Regions from separate parts of the Homo sapiens genome. Here region 2 is linked to region 1. Evidence: chromatin loops called from intact Hi-C (ENCODE). Cell type or tissue: K562. All regions are shown on one strand. Links, peaks and the distances in the headings refer to the core of each region. The heading gives the core; the rest is flanking DNA. Region 1 has its middle 61 kb from the start of JAK2. Region 2 overlaps RCL1 (RNA terminal phosphate cyclase like 1).

Region 1 (10,742 bases), core at 1,522-9,521:
TCCTTTCCATGTTTAGTGCTTCCTTCAGGAGCTCTTTTAGGGCAGGCCTGGTGGTGACAAAATCTCTCAGCATTTGCTTGTCTGTAAAGGATTTTATTTCTCCTTCACTTATGAAGCTTAGTTTGGCTGGATATTAAATTCTGGGTTGAAAATTCTTTCCTTTAAGAATGTTGAATATTGGCCCCCACTCTCTTCTGGCTTGTAGAGTTTCTGCCGAGAGATCAGCTGTTAGTCTGATGGGCTTCCCTTTGTGGGTAACCCGACCTTTCTCTCTGGCTGCCCTTAACATTTTTTCCTTCATTTCAACTTTGGTGAATCTGACAATCTTGTGTCTTGGAGTTGCTCTTGTTGAGGAATATCTTTGTGGCGTTCTCTGTATTTCCTGAATTTGAATGTTGGCCTGCCTTGCTAGAGTGGGGAAGTTCTCCTGGATAATATCCTGCAGAGTGTTTTCCAGCTTGGTTCCATTCTCCCCGTCACTTTCAGGTACACCAATCAGACATAGATTTGGTCTTTTCACATAGTCCCATATTTCTTGGAGGCTTTGTTCGTTTCTTTTTATTCTTTTTTGTCTAAACGTCTTTCTCACTTCATTTCATTCATTTCATCTTCCATCACTGATACCCTTTCTTCCAGTTGATCGAATTGGCTACTGAGGATTCTGCATTCATCATGTAGTTCTCATGCCGTGGTTTTCACCTCCATCAGGACCTTTAAGGACTTCTCTGCCTTGGTTATTCTAGTCAGCCATTCGTCTAATTTTTTTTTCAACGTTCTTAACTTCTTTGCCATGGGTTCGAACTTCCTCCTTTAGCTCGGAGTAGTTTGATCTTCTGAAGCCTTCTCTCAACTCGTCAAAGTCATTCTCCATCCAGCTTTGTTCCGTTGCTGGTGAGGAGCTGCGTTACTTTGGAGGATGAGAGGTGCTCTGATTTTTAGAGTTTCTGGTTTTTCTGTTCTGTTTTTTCCCCATCTTTGTGGTTTTATCTACCTTTGGTCTTTGATGATGGTGACATATAGATGGGTTTTTGGTGTGGATGTCCTTTCTGTTTGTTAGTTTTCCTTCTACCAGTCAGGACCCTCAGCTGCAGGTCTGTTGGAGTTTGCTGGAGGTCCACTCCAGACCCTGTTTGCCTGGGTATCAGCAGCGGTGGCTGCAGAACAGCGGATATCGGTGAACCGCAAATGCTGCTGCCTGATCGTTCCTCTGGAAGTTTTGTCTCAGAGGGTTACCCGGCCGTGTGAGGTGTCAGTCCGCCCCTATTGGGGGATGCCTCCCAGTTAGGCTACTCGGGGGTCAGGGACCCACTTGAGGAGGCAGTCTGCCCATTCTCAGATCTCATGCTGCATGCTGGGAGAACCACTACTCTCTTCAAAGCTGTCAGACAGGGACATTTAAGTCTGCAGAAGTTACTGCTGCCTTTTGTTTGTCTGTGCCATGCCCCCAGAGGTGGAGCCTACAGAGGCAGGCAGGCCTCCTTGAGCTGTGGTGGGCTCCACCCAGTTTGAGCTTCTGGGCCACTTTGTTTAGCTACTGAAGCCTCGGCTATGGTGGGCGCCCCTCCCCCAGCCTCACTGCCGCCTTGCAGTTTGATCTCAGACTGCTGTGCTAGCATTGAGTGAGGCTCCATGGGCGTAGGATTCTCTGAGCCAAGTGCGGGATATAATCTCCTGTTGTGCCGTTTGTTAAGCCCATTGGAAAAGCGCAGTATTAGGGTGGGAGTGATCCGGTTTTCCAGGTGCCATCTGTCACCCCTTTCTTTGACTAGGAACGGGAATTCCCTGACCCCTTGCACTTCCCGGGTGAGGTGATGCCTCGCCCTGCTTCGGCTCATGCATGGTGTGCTGCACCCACTGTCCTGCACCCACTGTCCGGCATTGTCCCGTGAGATGAACCTGGTACCTCAGTTGGAGATGCAGAAATCACCCATCTTCCGTGTCGCTCACTCTGGGAGCTGTAGACTGGAGCTGTTCCTATTCGGCCATCTTGGCTCCACCTCTATTTATTATTTATTTAGAGATGGAATTTCACTCTTGTTGCCCAGGCTGGAGTGCAATGGCGTGATCTCGGCTCACTACAACCTCCGCCTCCTGGGTTCAAGTGATTCTCCTGCTTCAGCCACGAGTAGCTGGGATTACAGGTGCCTGCCACTATGCCTGGCTAATTTTTTTGTATTTTTAGTAGAGACAGGGTTTCACAATGTTGGCCAGGCTGGTCTCCAACTCCTCACCTCAAGTGATCTGCCGGCCTCAGCCTCCCAAAGTGGTGGGATTACAGGTTTAATCCACCACACCTGGCTAACCATAGATCTTTATTTAGCTCAGGAGTCTATGGGATTCAGCTGACCTGGACTGAATTCACCTGGGCTTGCTTATGCATCTGTGGTGAACTGCCAGGCAACCAGGTGGCTCTGCTGATCTTAGCAAGGTATGTTTACACTTCCAGGGGTTGGCAGGCTGTTTGCTGATCTATGATGTCTCAGTTGGAGTGATTGGGATTACTGGGGTGGTTTAGGGTAGCCAGGGTGCAAGAGAAGGAGCAAGTCTGAACATGCAAGCATATTTTAAGTCTTTACTTATGTCACATTTGCTAATGTAACATAGGTCAAGTTACGTGACTGATTTTGCAGTCATTGTGTGAGAGCATTACAAAGTTCAAAGTTGCAAGGCAAAGATGTGAATAAGAGAGATGTATTAGTTAGGATTCATCAGAGAAACAGAATCAATAGGATATATGTAGATATGGAGATCTAAATCTTGATATAGACAGATATATAGGAAGAGATTTATTCTGAGGGATTGGCTCACATGATTATGTAGGTTGAGAAGTCCCACAGTCTGCCATCTGCAAGCTGGAGACCAGGAAAGTCAGTGGTGTAATTCCAGCCCAAACCCGAAGGCCTAGGAACTAGGAATGCTAATGTCTCAGGGCAGGAGAAGATGGATGTCTCAGTTCAAGTAGTGAGCAAATTCACCTTTCCTCTGCCTTTTTGCTCTATTCAGGCCCTCAATGGATTGAATGATGCCCACTCACATTGGTGAGGGTGATATTTACTCAGTCTACTGATCCAAATGCTAATCTCTTTTGGAAACATCCTCATGGACACACCCAGGAAAAATGTTTTACCTGCTACCTGGGTATCACGTAGCCCAGTCAAGTTGACACATAAAATTAATCATCACAGGACGGATGAATAACTAAGGTCATTTTTTAAACAATTGATCACAGTCTTCCCTTTTGGATAAAATTATTCACATATTTCTCATATGCAGAATATACTAAAGCCCATCCCAGACCCCCCAAAAGTGTCATCCAATCATGGAAACAGGTTTGAAATCCAGGTTCTTGTGAGCTACGTCAAGCCAAGATATGACTTCTCTTGACACAGAGACTTGTAAACTAAAAAGATAAGCTATGTGGTTTCAGACACCCAATATACAGTGATAAAACAGAGACAAGATAAATGAGAACTTTATTGCATTGGGAATTCCAGTCGGGAACTCCAATTCCCAAAGTGGAAGAATGAGGGGCACATAGCAATCATAGGTTCACAGTAGTTCTGAAATCCTACTGGGCAAATTGCTGGGTCTCTCTCCTCTAAGGGAGTGAAATGTTTTTAAATTAGGGCCCAGCTCTGCTACTTGGGAAAGGCTTGCCAGCCTATTCATCACAGCTGTTGGTTCTGCCCTCTGATAGCCCTCCATACTTTCCATTGCCCTACTTGACCTCTTCTGAAGAGGGCATTAAAAGGTATGCCCTTTGAACAACTTTCTCTGTTTGCTTCTTGTCCAGAGAAAGGTGAGGTCCTTGAGGACTTCATATGTTTTGAACAATCTCTGTCCCTTCGAGTTTTGGCTGGTGGCTACTTTTGCTTTCTGTCTTCTAAGTTACCCCAGGCTGTCCTGTTGCTAAATATTTCGCTACTACAGAATGCTGTCACAATTTCTCAGGCCACTTCTAAAAATTCCCTCACCATTTTTTTAGCCTCCATCTACTGCTTCATCTCAAAGTTAAATGTCACAAGTTTTAGGTTGTGTTACACCAGTACCACACTTTTTAGTATCAATTATCTATTGACACAATCACGTTTCAAAACAGAATGACACAAATCTCAGTAGCATGCAAAACAAACATTTGTTTAATTCAAGAGTCTATGTAGCTTTGCTAATTCAGGTTGAGCTTAGGTGATCTTGGCTGGGCTTGCCAAGCCAAGTGGACACAGAGTCCACTGGCCATTGGCTCATCTAGAATGGCCCTGGCTGGGATTATCTTATTTTTTTCTACTGTTCTGTCCTTTGCAAAATTTCTCTACTATCTATATATTATTTTAAAATGGGAAAATATGTGATGAGTATATTTTCGGGAAAAAAATTACACTGTCTTAGGTGGCCATTCTTCTCCTTGTGAGCCAGGCACTGCTCTAATTTTGCCAGAAGACTGAAGAGATGTCAGAAAAGAACTGTTTGAACCATCAGGCCAAGCTGCCTCTGAAAGGACTTTGGAATATGTTGTTGTTGGAAGAAAGAAAACAGAGGGAAAATCAAGCCTGGTGGTACATGAGAAGAGGCATGTAATGAAAGCTGATGTTAGACCTATTTTTAGAAGAGTTCATGGCTCTCAAGAAAACGGAGTCAATGGTGACATTTTACTGAGAATGATAACAAAACCAGCATGACAGGAACCTGGAGAGAAGACTACTGGAACTTTTAGGCCCTCCAGAAAACCGTATGGCAGACCCAGAGCATAATACATTGTAGCAGTTGTAATTGTGATGCAATGTGGCAGTTACAATGTGATATCTTGGGCTCCCTCACAGGGTCACAAGTGGAGTGGGGTTGTTTACAGCTTTGTCACACACTCCCTTTTAGAGGCAGTTGGGTTAGGCCAGGCAAAAGGAGAAAGAAGTCTAGGTCCCTCTAGGAAACTAGATGCAACCTCAGCTCTCCACCTAACTGGAATCCCTTTTAGTTCCTAGAACCAATTTCCAGTTCACTGGGCCTGTTACATCTTTGACATCTTTGACTACTTGGCCTGACAACTCCCCTGCTCTACTATTTCTTCTCTCCTCAAATCCCTTCTTCAGCCCTCAGTCTTGTCTTCCTCCTGCGGCCCCTCATCCCACACTCAGGGGTCATGGGACCGAGCCGTGGGCTTTTGCCTTTATCTTACTACCACCTGCTGGGGCTCAGAACTTAGAAGCATCAATCCATTTTTAGAAGTGCCCTCTGCTGGTTGTTGACAACTCAACCTAAAAATTAAAGCCTAGACAGAGTTTCAGTTTGTTTAATAGAAAAGTGGGGTGGAGGCACTAGCAGATAGGATAAAACACAGAAGAATATGTTGCTATTATAAAAGCTTTTAAATTCCGCTGAATTGTGTTTGGTGTACTGTGGCATGCAGTAAAGCAGTGGTTCTCCATCAGGGGAGATTTTTCCATTCCAGAGAACATTTGACAATATCTAGAGACATTTTTGGTTGTTACAGCTGGTAACTGAGAGGCAGGGATGGTGCCACTGGCATCTGGTGGGTAGAGGCAAAGGATGCGGCCCAACGTCCTACAATGCATAAGGGATCCCCCCACCCCCAATAAAGAATCATCTGACTCCATTAGAGTGGTCCTGACTTAAATAGGCCAGAGAAAGCTGAAATTAGACTAATGTAATTTTGGGGTTTGGCCGGGCACAGTGGCTGCTCGGGAGGCTGAGGCAGGAGGATCACTTAAGGCCAGGAGTTTGAGGCTGCAGAGAGCATTTGTCATGCCACTGCATTCCAGCCTTGGTGACAGAGTGAGACCTTGTCTCAGGAGAAAAAAAAAAAAAGTTTTGAGGTTCGAAGCAATTAGAGATTAGTTGAGGGCTTTTCAGCTTTGGTTGCCCATGAGATGACCTGGGAAGCTTTAAAATACTGATGCTTGGGTCCGATCTCTAGAGAGTTTGATTTAATTTAATTTCTGGCTTGAGGTGTGGCCTGGGCATCAGGATTTTTAAATCTGCCCAGGTGAATTCAAGATACAGCCAAAGCCGGGAAAAATTGATGTAGTTCAACCCTCATTTTTTGGATGAGGAATGAGGTTCTGGAGGATATGGTCTCACAGCTGCAGAGTGGCAGAGCTGGAACTAGTATATGGTCTCTTGGAGAAAAGAAGATACGTGGCCCTTGCTTGACTGTACACCACACTTCCAAAGCAAAAACTGTGACGATATCTTCTTATGACTTTTTGATAAAAACTCTAAAGCTTTTTTTATATTCTATTGTTTCTTTAAATAATATTTTCAATAATTTTTTTTTCTAAAAAATGACACCTGCCAAAAATTCAAGCTTAGGGAAATGCAAATTAAAACCACAAGATATTACTACACACTTGTTAGTATAACTAAATAAAAATAATAACTGGGAATATTAAGCGATGATGAGGATGCAGAGCAAGTGGAAATCTCATACATTGCTAATGGGAATGCAAAATAGTACAGCCCCTTTGGAAGACAATCTGGTAGTGTCTTATAAAATTAACCATACCCTTACCACGTGAACCAGCAGTCTCACTCCTGAGTATTTTTTCAAGAGAAATAAAAACATATTCACATGAAAACCTGTACACAAATGTTTATAGTGTCTTAATTTGTAATCACAAAAATGAGAACAACTCAAATGTCCTTGAACTAGTGAATGGATTAACAAACTATGGAATCTCCAAACAAGGGAACACTAGTCCACAATAAAAGTGAACAAACTATGATCTGTAATAAATGTGGCACAAATGAATCGCAAATGGATTATGCTGAGGGACAGAAGCCAGACTCGAAAGGCTACATACTGTATTATTCCATTTATATGAAATTCTGGAAAATTTCAAAGGCAAATGGAAAAGGTGAAATGATAGAGAAATGGATGAGTGGTTTCAGGAGTTGGTAGTGGGTAGAGCGGTTGAGTACAAAGAAGTAACATGAGGGAAGTCTGTGGGGTGATGAAACTATTCTTCTCTTGATTTTGGTGGTAGTTACATGGCTATGCATTTGTCTAAACTCAAAGAACTGTATAATAAAAAGGGTGAATTTTACAGTGTAAATTTTACAAGTGACTAAAATAATACACAAAGACTCAAGAAACATTAAAAAAAAACAAGCAACAAACCACCCAAAGTTCCATATCTCAAAATAAGAAGTGTGATATTTGGTTAACATACTTCTAGGTGTCCCTTTATGCATACAAATGAGTTTATTTTGGTTCAACTTTGGTTGGCTAGATTACATAGTTGGATAGTTTTTCCAAGAAGGGTTTTCGTCGGTACTGTAAGACCTGAGTTCTCTAAAATTTCAAGGTCTAGTGTCTGCCTGTTGCCTTTAAATAACAATTTTGCAGTCTGTAGTATTTCTGGGATACAGTTTTGTTTTTTTTTTTTCAGAACATTGTAAGTAGTGCTCTCTTATGTTGTAGCATTAAATGTTGCTAAGGAGTTTTTAAAGTCTAACTTGATTATTCCTCTTTGTAAGTGTCTTGCTTTTTTTGTCTGTATGACTGAAATAGTCTTTATTTACACTGGAAGCTTAATAACTTAATTAAAATATGAGTGAAATGTTTGTTTTTATGTCAAATTTTCATTCAACAAATGCACCATGAGTACTTTTAATCAGTTCCTTCATCATTTCAGGGAAAATTTCTTTTATTATATTTCTCAGTATTTATTTATATTCCATCAGCTTTTCCAAGAGTACCAATCATTTTCATGTAGGACTGTCTTCTTTTTTCTGGTATCTTTCCTAACTGTCTGAACTTCTTTATTTTCTCCCTCTGCATTAACTCTCATTATCGCCTGCATTTTCCTTCATTCCAGGAATTCAAATTGTCATTGTTTTACCTTCACTGGGACTAGATTGTCTATCCCCATTCTATTCCTTTTAAGAGCAAAGCACTGTTATCAATCCACTTTTCTGCAAACCAACAGTACAGATATGAGTGTAGGGGAGGAGAGCTAGGCTGCGCTGAGTGAAGTCTTTATTTAGTTTCTGCTGTGTCTGCCGAGTTTTGCTGAACCTCAGAAGAGTAAGATCTAGGAGCTCATGCCTGGCAGCCAATGGTTGGTATATCCCACTTCCAAGAGTTCTTAACTCATTCCTTCAACTCAGCACAATGCCCTGGAAACCAAGGGAAGCCACGGGAAACCCTTCCCGTCTCTGCAAATCCTGACTTCAACTTTTCTCAGGCTGCTTACTCATCTCTCCCTTCATTTACAAATTAATGAGAATCATTTTCAACTTTCTTTTCTTCAGTGTCATGCTTCTGGTTGTTCCCTGTTAGCAACCAAGTTTTGTAGTTTATGGCATAAGATTGGTTACATATTTGGTAAATTTTTACATTTTATTCTTTTTTGTTGTTTGTTTGTTTCAATAATATTAAGAGTTGAGACTCTGCAATTCTGCTTTGCTCTTTACCGGGAAGTACATTTGCACCACCACTTAATATCTGAGGTCAGTTTTCTCATCTATAAAAATAGGAGTGAAGCCTCTCATGAAGTGGTAAAAGAGTAAATGAGACTTTCTGAAGAAATCTCGCTAAATTATTTTTGGCTTAGGAATCTAAGAGTGACTTCCGCTAGGGAATTCTGTCGTTTACATATCTGATTTCAAGCGTTCGGAGATCTGTTGCTAATTAGCAGTATATTCCAGTTGTTGACAAATGTTTTCTGTAATGGGTCACATAGTAAATGGTTTGAACTTTGCCAGTCATGCAATTTCTGTTGCAACTAGTTTATTTACTCTGCTGTTGTAGTAGGAAAGCATTTATAGACAACATATAAATGAATGGGTGTGGCTGTGTTCCAGTACAATTTTATTTACAGACATTGAAGTTTGAATTTCATATAATTTTCACATGTCACAAAATAGTCTTCTTTTGATTTTTTTTTCAGCCACTTAAATATAAAAGAAGCCAGGTATGGTGGTGTGTGCCTGTAATTCCAGCTACTTAGGAGGCTGAGATGGGAGAATTGCTTGGGGCCTGGAGTTCAAGGACAGCCTGGACAACATTTAAAAAAAAGCGAAAGAAAATATTCTTACCTCATGGACCACACAAAAACAGGTGCTGGGCCAGATGTGGCCTACAGGATATCGTCTACTGACCACTGGTATATACTGTTAGCACTCCGGACCCTTGCTGGCATGAATAATCAGAACCTTTATAGCTTCTATTAAAAACCCCTTAGAGAGAAGTGAATTTAGGAAATATAATTGAAAGGACATACTATTTATATGCCCCTCTGTTAATTTTATACTCTATCTTTGGATCAAGTTAAACCACTGGATGACTATGAACTTGGACCAACTCAACTCAACTCTGAACAGTGTCCCTCACTGAATTAAATTAAATTTTTATTTATTTATTTATTTATTTTTGGAGATAAGAGTCTTGCTCTGTCACCCAAGCTAGAGTGCAGTGCTGTGATCATACCTCACTGCAACCTCGAATTCCTGGGCTCAACCAATCTTCCCACTTCAGCCTCCCAAGCAGCTAGGACTACAAGCATGTACCACTGTGCCCGGCTATTTTGTTGTTGTTGTTGTTGTTGGAGATGGAATCTTGCTGTGTTGTGCAGGCTGGTCTCAAACTCCTGGCCTCAAGCAACCCTTCTATCTTGGCTTCCCAAACACTGGGATTACAGGCATGAGCCATTGTGCCTGGCCTAACTTTTAATATTATGTTTTGTAGTTTTATCAATGGTCTATCTCAAGATAAAACAATTTAATTCAAGTTTTTTACTTGCAAAAATAACTTTTGTTGTTTTCATGTTCCAATAAATCACTTACTTTGCCTGGATGGGGTGATCTACAAGGACTTTCTCTCAGAATTCAGTATAGTAATCCTTCAGTATACACTGGGAAACCCTGTGAGGATACCAAAATCCAAGGATGCTCAAATTCCTTAGCTGGCCCTCCATATCTGCATATCTTCTGTCTAAGAAAACCTCTGCCTCCTTTCAGACACTTTCATAGTTCTTTCTTGCAGTTAACTACACACAACTGTCTGTGTGCTGTGGCTCATGCCTGTAATCCCAGCACTTTGGGAGGCCAAGGCGGGCGGATCTCTGGAGGTCAGGAGTTCAAGACCAGCTTGGCCAAAATGACGAAACTCCGTCACTACTAAAAATACAAAAAACTAGCCAGGCATGGTGATATGTGTCTGTAATCCCAGTTACTTGGGAGGCTGAGGCAGGAGAATCTGTCTCAAACAAAGCAAAACAAACAAAAAAACAAACTACACACAATTATAATCAAACTTCCCTCTTTACATTGGCTTCTGCAAAGAAGAATAGATTTTATTCTCAATCACAGCAACAGTATTCACCCAGGGCTACTGCATAGTACAACCATAGGGGACTTCAAGTCAGGCCACTATCGCAGACAGTTAGATGAGAAAGATTAATCTCTGGAAAAATGAAGTTCTTATTTCTAAGTCTGAGTCCAAACTTACTTTGAAGATTCCCCCCCACCACCCCTCCATTCCTCAACCCAGGTATCTTGAAGAGCCACTGTTCCTTGGAAGAGGGGTGTATATTTTATGCCTCTTGAAATGGATGATAATTGTCTCCTAGGGGAAGAAGAAAAAGGGCACTTGCCATTTGAAAAGTGATTATCTGAAGAGTCTCTCTGGAAGTTCAGCTTGAAAGGACTCACTTTCTCTGTTTGTTTAACTGTATGTTCACTAGGTATTAAGGGAAGTGCTAGGAAAAACTTATAGAGGAAACACT
Region 2 (10,742 bases), core at 1,208-9,207, 62 kb before region 1:
CCCACTTTTTTTTTTTTTTTTTTTCAGTGAGTCTTACTCTGTTGCCCAGGTGGGAGTGCAGTGGTGCAATCATAGCTCGAGTAGCTAGGACTACAGGCTCCTGCCATCATGCCTGGCTAATTTTAAAACAATTTTTTTGTAGAGATGGGGGTCGTAATAGACTGGTCTTGAATTCCAGGCCCCAAGCAATTTGCCTGCCTTGGCCTCCCAAACTGTTGGGATTACAGGTGTGAGGTACCATGCCTGTACTCTCCCATCGTTTAATTAGGTTATTTGTCTTTTTATTATTGAGTTGTAAGAGTTGTTTATATAGTTGAGATGCCTGACCTTTATCAGATATATGACTTGCAGATCTTTTCTCCAATCCTGTAGGTTGTTTTTTTACTTTCTTGATGGTGCACTTTGATGCACAAAGTATTTTAATTTTGATGAAGTCCAATTTATTTATTTTGTCTCTTATTGCCATCCTTTTGGTGTTGTATTTAAGAAATGGTTAAGAAACCGTTGCCTAGCCCAAGGTAATGAATATTTACTCCTGTATTTTCTTTAGTGAACTTTATAGTTTTAGCTCTTACAGCTATGACTTTGATCTCTTTTGGGTTAAGTTTTGTGTGTGATGTGAGGAAGGGGCCCAGCTTCATTCTTTCACCTGTGGATATCCAGTTGTTCCAGCATCATTTGTTGCAATGATTATGCTTTCCTCATTGAGGAAATTAGCCATAACTGTGTGGTTTATTTCTTGACTCTCAATTCTCTTCCATTGATCTATGTGTTTAGCGTCAGTGTTTTTAAAGCTCCTTAGGTTATTCCATGTGCAGTCGAGATTGAGAACCATCTGGCCAGAGTGGAGAGTTTGGCTGGTTTGATTGGGAGACAGTACAGTGCGAGGTTTTTGTAATACTTCACTATAGATGTGCAAGCCATCATTCTTCACTAAGCCAGTATTCCCTAACCTTGCCCAATGAGACTTGCCAGGGATTCTTGTTAACAACATAGATTTCTGGCCTCTATGAACTGGGGAGTACAGGGCCTGGTGGAGGGTAGGGAGGGATCAGCTTTGTGTGTGGACTGTGATTCTGGGCTCTTCCATATGGACATTTCCTACCAGTTGCAAGTTCACCATAACCTTCAGGAACCTGTGTATTTAATGAACTGTTCAGGTGAGTCTTATGGTCAGGCTAGCTGGGGTGACGCTAGGTCTGCCAGGCGAGACCATTAGAAGCCTGTGCACCTGCACTGCGGTTCATCCACAGAATTGCTCTTCCCAAGGTACTCTTGGACTGATGCCATCGCCCTGTGATGCCATTGTCCTTGTTGTGTTTACTGTGCACACTTCCCCGGCCACCTTATTTAATATTGCCTTCTGCCAAATATGTACAAATACTGTCATACCCACAGTTCTTCCCCGTCTGTGTTGTTTGCTTTGTTTACATTACATAGCACTTTTCAGGAATAAAATTAATTTATTTATCTAGTCTCTATCTATACCACTAGATTGAAATCCTCCTGAGGGAAGGATTTTTATTTTTATTTTTTTTCATTTGAGTGCAATATTCCCAGCACCAAGAACAGTGCCTAGCATACAGTAGGCACTTGATACATATTAAGTAAATGCGAGGGTATTATTGGAGAATGAAGGGAGGGACTTGTCTGTTTCAGCATCAGTAGTCATTGTGCTTGTTTTGAATGTCATGGTGCTGTGAATCATGGAAATAGGTGTTTCTGTCTTTGTATAGGCCACTCAAAAATCATTGCCTAAGCCAGGTACATTGGGACACCCATAGTCCCAGGTAGTCAGGAGGCTGAGGTGGAGGATTGCTTGAGCCCAGGAGCTTGAGGCCAGTTTGGGCAACATAGTGAGACCCCATCTCTTATAAAAAAAAGAGTCATCACCATATTTCTGTCCATTTTCTGCTAGGTCTGAACTAAATAACTTATGTGTCACGTACGAACTTCTAACCTTTCCCCCCCCAGTTTAATTTATCTTGCTGTATTGCGTGTATCTCTGCAAACTATCTAAATCTTCTTTGGAAACTGGCTGGCTGAAAGGAAGTACTATTTAATCAGATTCGATGAGAAGGTCTTAACTTCAGCCCTCTAGGTCTGGGAGATTAAAACCTTGGATTCTAGGTGGTAGAGGATAATTTTTTTTTGAATGAATTTCTTTTTATTTATTTATTTATTTTTTTCCTTTTTAGGATAGAATTTTTGCGGCATTTGAAGAGCTTTTTCCAGATTATGTTTAAAATTGAAACCAAGCCATGTGGTGAAGAACTCAAGGGTGGGGATAAAGTGCTGATGACCTGTGTTGGCATTGGTTTCTCCAACCTTAGCAAGACCCTCAAGTGATAACCATCACAAGATAAGGCCCCAATGCCTACAGACAAAGCAGAAGCTGCCACGGACACCAATGGGACCAAGTCCAAATGGATTAATCCAGGACAGAATAGCCACTTGCTTAATTTTCTGTGAAGAAATATCAATATACAAATAAAAGACATCCCTGTAGCATATGGTTTCCAGCTGTTTCTCCAGTGGCATTGCCATTGCCCAGGAGGGGCCCAGTCACCATGAGAGCTCCCTTGCCTTACCTGGAGGAAGAATGTGCCTTCAGGCCACAGTCGTGCTGCTAGAACAGTCTCGTAGCTGCAGTTCAGCTGTGCTTCCTCAGCCTACTATCATAGGCTTCCTCAGCCCTCTGTCATATGGCTGTTTTGCAAACCTGTGGAGTCTGTTACTGTTCTTTCTGCAAGGACTCACCTCCTTGAGCCTTGGTTTTTGTTGTAGGGATTAAATGAGATAATATGAGTGGCAGCTCTTCATGAGTCCTGCAGTGCTAAGCAAATGTCAGAAATTGGTGTATTAGACTATTTATCTTTGATCTTCTGAATGGATTGCTGTCATGGACACGGACACGGATCTTCATCTGGTTCATTGTATTTATATGTGAGGGATGGATGGCTGCGGGGCTCCAAGTAAGTTATTGGGATGTTTTTATATTCCAGGTGTGCTGTACATTCTTATTTTATTTTCACAATAGCTCTGTGATGTAAGTGCTATCTCCATGAGAAAATTCATAAAGGGTGTTTTGTTCCTTTGAAATGTATAATGTAAAGACATTAAATCTCCTCATTTAAGGATCTAAGTGTAATAAGTGTAATAGAGTCAGGGTCTGGGATTTTACCCTTGCAAGCTAATAAGTTAGATTATTACTTTTTTATTGATGCTACCAGAAGACATGAGGATCCTGGGTCAGAGATAAAGAACTTTACTCAGCATAGCAAGCAGCATGAACTTCGTGTTTATATTGGTTTCCCCTGTCTCACAGTGGACATGGAGGGGCCCAGGTAGATGCTATGCATGTTACAAGTTTGCATCATAGCCAAAGAACTTGTTATGTTTGGGGACTCCACCTATTTCATGGCAAGCCTGTTGTTTCACGTGCAGAGATTACTTCATCCCTTAAGACTGCCTCCTGCAAACACAGTTTTGAGAAAGAACCCAGGCAAGAGCCTGCCCAGCAAGAATATGCAGGAATACCAGGATCCATGGCAGATTTCCCCTGCCAGCTAATAGAGTCTGCATTTGATATGTGCATAGGCTTGAAGTTTGTAGAAGGGGAAAGATGTACTTCTTTCTACTTGAATTCCAAATGGTGTCCTCCCCCGGGGGTGAACTTTGCCTCATCACTCCCTCTCGGTACCTTTTGCTTTTTAAGTGAAAAGGGGCTAGAGAAAGGCTGTGCTTTGATGTCTAGGGGTGTGGGAGGATGTGGAGGTAGAGAGTTAACCTTGAGGAAGGCCAGGACATTCTGGACTATGACATTCTACTGAGAGCTTTACATACTGTATTGGTAATATGCTCTTGGTATATAACAAATGCTCACAAACTTAGTAGCTTAAAACAATACCTCTTTATCATTTCACAGTTCTGAAGGTCAGATATCCAGGCAGGGCTTGGTTGGATTCTCTGCTTAGAGTCTCATAAGGCTGATATCAGGGTGTGTGTCACCTGGGCTGGGCTCAGCTCTCATCTGAAGGCTCTGGGAAAGAATGTGCTTCCAGCTCATTCAGGTTGTCGACAGAATTCAGGGTTGTAGGACTGAAGTCACCTGTTTTCTTCCCATTTTTCTTGCTGGCTGTGAGCTGTGGACAACTCTTAGCATATAGACAGGCACTGTCCGTATTTCTGTTCACTTGGTCTCCCCTACCTTCAAGCTGGCAATGGTGCATGGAATCCTGGTACTTTGGATTCACCTTCCGTTTGATACCAGCTGGAGAAAACATTGCTTAAAAATGACTCATAGCACAATAGTCCTACCTGGATTATCTCCCTATCTTAAGGTCAACTGACAACAGCAATACTAGATTTGTGTTTAAATAACCAGGGGCTGGGAATCGTGGATTACCATCTAAGAATTTTGCCTGCCACACATACTGCAGTCTTACCTAGTGCCGCTGACGTTCGAACTCAGATCTGCCCATATAGAGCTCAAATCCAGAACTAAGGGGCACATTGCTTTTGGAATATCACATACCTGCCGTTCCTTGTACAAGCTCTGGAAATGGTGCTGTTGGTCAATGTAGGGTGGCACATAGAGGCCAGGCAGATTACTATAAGCAGTAGAGGGGATATGTGCTACTGTCTGCTGCAAACCTGGAAGTGTCTGGTGTGGTTCCAGCCCTGCATTTGGCAAAGCTGCTTCTGGAGTTGGAACATCTTGCAGGAATGGTGATGGTATTGCCAAAAAGAGGACAAATTTAATATTTATTTAAACAGCTCACTCCCAGCCCCTTCTCAAATTCCCAAGAGAAGCAATGTACCATTCCTTCGGGAAGAAGTCATCCTTTGCTGTTTGCTGGGACATCTTAGAGACTATTCAAATCCTGCATTCTCTTCCTTTTTTCTAGCTTAGCTCCTGGTCGGTCCACTTACTTGCTGGGGTAGCTTGAAGCGAGAGATTCCAGCGTTTTGGGGCTTGGTTTTCTATCTTGGTCTGTCTGTTCCTTTCTGCTGATAGAGATAGACCATTCTGAGTTAACGGCAGCAGTTGTTCAATGGGAGTGTGAGTTTTTTAGGCAGATAAACCTGTGAACTTGCTGGGGGTCATGGCAGTATCATTCTTTGCCTTCTTGTCATCTACAAGGCCCTGCTTCTGTCTTTCAACATCCTTTAACTACATTCCATGCAGACTCCAGCCAGCCTCCATCATGATGATTTTACCATAGTGGTCAAAACAGTTGCTAACGGGTGGGAGGCAGCCAGTGTGTTGCAACATGACATGTTGATTGGGAAGGAGCAACAGGAGGACCTGCTGAATTACACATTGCCCTCACTGGGCAGCTAAGCCTCAGGGGTTTTGTTCTTTTAAAAAAAAATTAAATTCTTTTTTGAGTCAGGGTCTCACCCAGGCTAGAGTGCAGTGGTGCAGTCCTAGCTCACTGTAACCTCAAACTCCTGTGCTCAAGTGATCCTCTTGCCTCAGCTTCCCAAGTAGCTGGGACTATAGGCATGAGCCACTGTACCCAGCTAATTAAAAAAAAATTTTTTAGAGATGTTGTCCAGGCTGGAGTTTTTGTGTTTTTGTTTTTGTTTTTCCAATTTAATTTTAAGTTCTGGGATACCTGTGCAGGACGTGCAGGTTTGTTACATAGATAAACATGTGCCATGGTGGTTTCCTGCACCCATCCACCCATCACCTAGGTATTAAGCCCAGGGTGCATTAGCTATTTATCCTGATGCTTTCCCTTCTGGGTTTTCTTTATTTTAAAAAATCATTTCCAAAAAAGTGGTAAAGGATAGCTAATCACAGACCCAAATTATAAAAACAAAAATTCAAGTTGTACCATGGTGCCTGTCCTCACACCAAACGGCAGAAGACCATGAGGTGGCCATTTCCTGTTAGGTCTTTGTGTTGGGAGGCTGCTAGGTGAGACCAATCCTGGCACTTAGTTTTATGGGCCCTGAGTAGAAGAGTTGAAGGTGCTAGAGGGAGGCAAAGGAAGTAGGCAGGATGTTGTACAGAAGGCTGGAAGCAGTTGATGAAATCAAAGGTAGTTGGGGACACTGGAGCATCAGTGAAACAATTTCCAAAGTTTTGGCCGTGCCTGAGGTGAGGGTGGAGTTCGGCTGGGGGAGGCGGAATCAGAGTGAGCTAAATAAGTGGATTTACTGTGCCTTCGTTCCAGGGTCTTTGGAGTAGAATGTGGGGTTCTGTTGGCCTTCCCAGTTGGTAGTGTCAGACCTGGGGTGTACAGGTGGCAATTTTAGTCTGTGATGAGTGGGAATGCAGCACTGCAGGGCCTGTGCCCACCCAGGATCTCCATTGTCCCTTACTCCAGAGTGGACGAGAAGTAGTTGGCACTTGGGTTTCCATGTTCAGATGGTGCTGGCCTGTTCTTTAGAAGTGACTGAAAGTTTAATGGGATTGTCAACAGGCAAGCTGGGCCTTTTTGTACTTTTCTTGGCCACATCTAAGAGGCCATTTGAGTGGAACGCTTTATCAGTGTTTGGCATCTAACAAAGGCCGAGCCACGTCACTCCTTTACTCCAGCAAATGAAAGCTGTCCGGTTGTCAGGGTTTGCCCGGGTGTGGGGCTGCCCTCCTTCCTGGTCGCATTTGGCCCGTACCTGTCAGGTACCCTGAGCACGGGCCTGGGATCGGCACCTGTTTTAAAACATCCTAGATATTTCAGGTATTCAAGTGTCTCTGAGGGCTCGGGACATTCTTTATTCCTGTTTCCTCCTCATTCCCACCCCTCTGAAGAGCCTTGTGTCCAAAAATCCTCAGATTGCTTAATTTGTTAATTTATTTCTGCCACAATTTGGGACATTACATATTTCAACTGATATAGAAATCAGAGGCCAACTTAAAGACAAAAGATAATGAACGAGCCTGGCTAAAAGATATGTGCCTCCGTGTGTCTGTTCCCTGAATACCCTGTTACTATGGCTGCGATAGAGCACTTGGGCTGCTGCCGGACTCCCTGGGGGCCATCTAGGCAACTGGTCTCCGTCTTGGGAGAAAATGATGCCCCAAAGGTAAGGTCGGCTGCTGCTTCCTGCTACATCTGGGATGGTGAACCATCCTGAAGTTCTTTGTAATCTTCAAGGAAGTCTGTTAGTGTTTGAAATGGTACCTGGCTTCAGTTGTGGCAACCCAACCTCAGGCTGTTTTAGGTGCTGTGTGCAAGCACTTGTTTCCTGGACCCTCCCACATGCCCCCCTCTTGGTCCTAAGCTCTGTTTTGACCACCCTGCTATTTTACCCATTCATTAGACAATGAAAGGCATCGTGCCTAAGATCTATAAGCTTTGAAGGACCTATGAAATGCTTGCAAGAAACCAGGAAAAATAATCCTGGCTGCAAATCATGCAAAGAAAAGAGCAAGAAAAATATCTACAAAATAAAACACTGTACAGCTTAATTTTTTTCAGCTTAATTGTTAAAATATTGAGAATAATATAGGTGAGAATTTCTTTTTTCACAAGATTTATAGTTTTAGTGTCTGTTCTGCCAAAGTGAGCATGTCACAAGAATTTCTAAGTGCATGCAGTGATTACCAAGGAGTCATAGCTAAGCACATTGAGTTGCTGATCACCAAGCCATTTAAAAGGTAAAATTATAAATAGCTTTTCAGAGATTTGGATAGGGCTACATTTTTTCTTTCTTTCTTTCCTTTCTTAAGTTTTTAAAAAATAGAGACAGGGTTTTGCTGTGTTCTCAAATTCCTGGGCTCAAATAATCTGCCCACCTCAGCTGCCCAAAATGTTAGGATTACTGGCATGAGCTACCACACCCGGCTGAGCTACATTTTAATATGTGTGGTTCGATAATGCTCTCATAACACACCTAGAAAGTAAAACCATCTAAGCCTGCCCCTCCTCCTATGGAGCCACCTCCTCAGTCTTAAAGCCTCAGCTGCTCGTGAGGAAACCCTCTATCCTCACAATACACCCACTGCTACATGTTCTCATAGACGCCTCTCCCCGTCCTTATCGTAGTACTCACTGCACCCTGTCGTTGCTTAATTTTCCTCTCTCTTCACCTATGGTGGTAGGGGCCATCTTTTAAGATCTGGTGTGTCCATGATCTTAAAGTTTTTAAGTTTCTATTAAAAATCAATTATATTATTTGTGAGAGAAGTTTTTTTTTTTTCTTTTTGAAATACGTAAAATAAAGCTGGCTGGCTTCTTGAATTTTAGTAGTGCATTGTGGAAATAACACAGGCTTAGGAATTAGCTATGTTTGAATCCCAGCTGTGTTAGTAGCATTGTGCTGGCCCTCTGTCCTTCTGACCCTTAGTTTGCTCATCTGAAAATGGGAATTACCTTGTGCCCACCCTGGGATTGAGAAGATTTATTAAACTTGTGTTTGTGCTTAGGATTCTTTTTAGTTGTTTGATCCTTGGTAAAGATTCAAAGCAGATTTCTGCATAACAGGTTAATGTCAGAATGAGTCACAGCATTTATCTTTAACATCTAGTACTTGGGTGTACTCAGCTAGAAGACCAGAGACAAGCTATGGCACCTACATGTGGGTTGAGGTCAAACTGTCCCATGACATATGTTACAAGAGTTAAAGAGAGGGCCTACAGGCATCTCAGTGAGTTCACCGTGTTCCAACGTGGAGTGCCAGGATCCATCTAGTCGGCACAGAGGAGAAAGCCTGGCTGACCTGGCAGGTCCTGAAGCCACTGTGTACACCAAACCAAACTGAGTCGTAAGGAACTCCATCCTTTCCTCTCCCACCAAGAAAGGAAAAGAATCATAATCTCTAGTTGCCAATTCTGAAATTTTATGTGTCAGCCTACGTTTCCTGTAGCCAGCCTGGGGCTGCATGAAACATCATGTAATAGAAAAAGTCAAACAAGCCTAAGGCTCTGGTCTTGGGTCTTCTGCCTAAGGCACACCTTTGAGCAAATCATTCAGCTCTTTGAACCTCAGTTTCCTCATTAGGATATGAACAAAACCTACTGCAAAAGACTATGAAGACTAAGCATGCGTACTGTACAGGCCCTGGCAATACTAGGCATTAAAAAACTGTGAGTTGCCTCCTTGACTGGTGGTAGAGCGAAAGATTAGGTTTCATGAGTCCAGAGATACAACAGGAATGTAGAAGTCAGTTTAACTTGGGTGAGCCCTAAGGCTTTGAATTGAATAGAACATAGTTGCAAATAAGAAATTGACTCAAACAGCAGGATTTATAGGCTTTTTAAACTGAGAAGTTTAGTAGCGCATTTAGCTTCAGGTAAAGCTGGATCTAGGGGTTCAAACAATGTCATCAGAATTCAACTCTCAGGCTGAGGTGGGAGGATCACTTCAGGCCAGGAGTTCAAGAATTGAACTCTCTCCCATCTCTGCTTTCTGTTGTGTTGTCTTCCTTCTCCAGCAGGCATTCTTTTTCATATGCTGTTTTTTTTGACAACCCTTAAGTACTGGATAGAGATTCTCTACCCAATACTGAATCCTAGCTGTGTCAGTAGCATTGGGCTGGGCCTCCATCCTTCTGACCCTTAGTACCCTCATCTGAAAATGGGAAATATCTTACCCACCCTGGGATTTATTGGGTAGTGAGTGATTCTCTCTATTCAATACTTAAAAAAAAAAAAAAAACTTTTAAAAAAGCTATCAGAATTGTGTCTCCCTCTGTTGAACACAGAGCACCCCAATTGACCAGATCTGGGTCCTGTTCTCATCCCTGGAGTGGTAATGATGTCAGCCTCACCTAAATTGTACGGACTAAGAGGAAAGGAAGAGTTGATTCTCAAAGGGAAGTCTGAATGCTTTTATAGAAGAGACAATTGATACGGGATAGGCAGAAGGAGCAGTTGTCCACTGTAGACTACATTGCCTAATTCCTTGAATATTCTCAGAAAGATGCCCCACAATACTGCCTGCCCACCACCATCTTTCACCATCCAGAATCCTCCAGCATTATGGTATAGAATCGAGTAAACAAGGATGAATTCACCTTAACAAATGATGCCCAACAAAGGCAAGATCATTGGACTCAGAAGGCCAAAGTTATCTTGGATGCTTGGCAAAGATTTGTTATATTAGCCAGTGGCATTCTTGGGCTAGAAGGGGGAGCAGTACTCTGGGTGGTAACCCAGAGGGAGGAAAAGTGGCAATGACCAATTCCATGTGTGGGAGCAGCATGGGTGTTGTGGGCCAAGAGGAGGGGCCGGGGCACAGCGTAAAGAAAAATGTCAGTTGATGTTCTTGTTCTCTATCATGGTCCTGCCTTTTCTTTTTTCCTTTTTTTTTTTTTTTTTTTTTGTCCTAAGACAGAGTTTCACCAGAGACAAGCTATAGCACCTGCAGGTGGGTTGAGGTCAAACTGTCCCATGACATATGATACAAGAGTTAAAGAGGCCCTACAGGCATCTCAGTGAGTTCACTGTGTAGACATGTTGCCCAGGCTGGAGTGCAGTGACATGATCTTGGCTCAGTGCAAACTCTGCCTCCCAGGTTCAAGTGATTCTCCTGCCTCAGCCTCCCGAGTAGCTGGGATTATAGGTGCCCACCATGACGCCTGGCTAATTTTTGTATTTTTAGTAGAGATGGGGTTCCATCATGTTGGCCAGGCTGGTCTCGAACTCCTAACCTCAGGTGATCTGCCTGCCTTTCAGCCTCCCAAATTGCTGGTATTACAGGTGTGAGCCACTGCATGGTTCTGCTTTTTCTAACCTCTGGAAAACAGATTCAGGAGCTGGGGAGGAAGACCAGGATTTTTTGCCC

The links. Peaks named below come from ENCODE experiments on the same cell type or tissue, not always from the same donor. Only the 100,000 strongest peaks of a DNase experiment are listed, where the experiment ranks them.
Region 2: a loop joins it to region 1, with 5 times the contacts of the local background. A loop is called at or near these places in 4 of 110 quality-filtered maps.

Annotation. Positions count from the first base shown.
Region 1 is chr9:4,919,191-4,929,932 of GRCh38, forward strand. No RefSeq gene overlaps it. Among named protein-coding and RNA genes, the nearest start is that of JAK2, 61 kb to the right of the region's middle. RefSeq lists enhancers at 4,968-5,127, 5,148-5,207. In K562, for the core only: a CTCF peak has its summit at 5,202 (motif pointing left); DNase peaks (open chromatin) are centred at 5,181 and 7,961; H3K4me3 peaks cover 823 bases.
Region 2 is chr9:4,857,927-4,868,668 of GRCh38, forward strand. RCL1 (RNA terminal phosphate cyclase like 1) reads left to right here. Exons shown (of 9, transcript NM_005772.5): 9 at 2,199-3,140. The coding sequence ends at 2,349. Among named protein-coding and RNA genes, the nearest start is that of MIR101-2, 13 kb to the left of the region's middle. In K562, for the core only: no CTCF peak of the experiment used is centred there; DNase peaks (open chromatin) are centred at 5,115 and 7,975.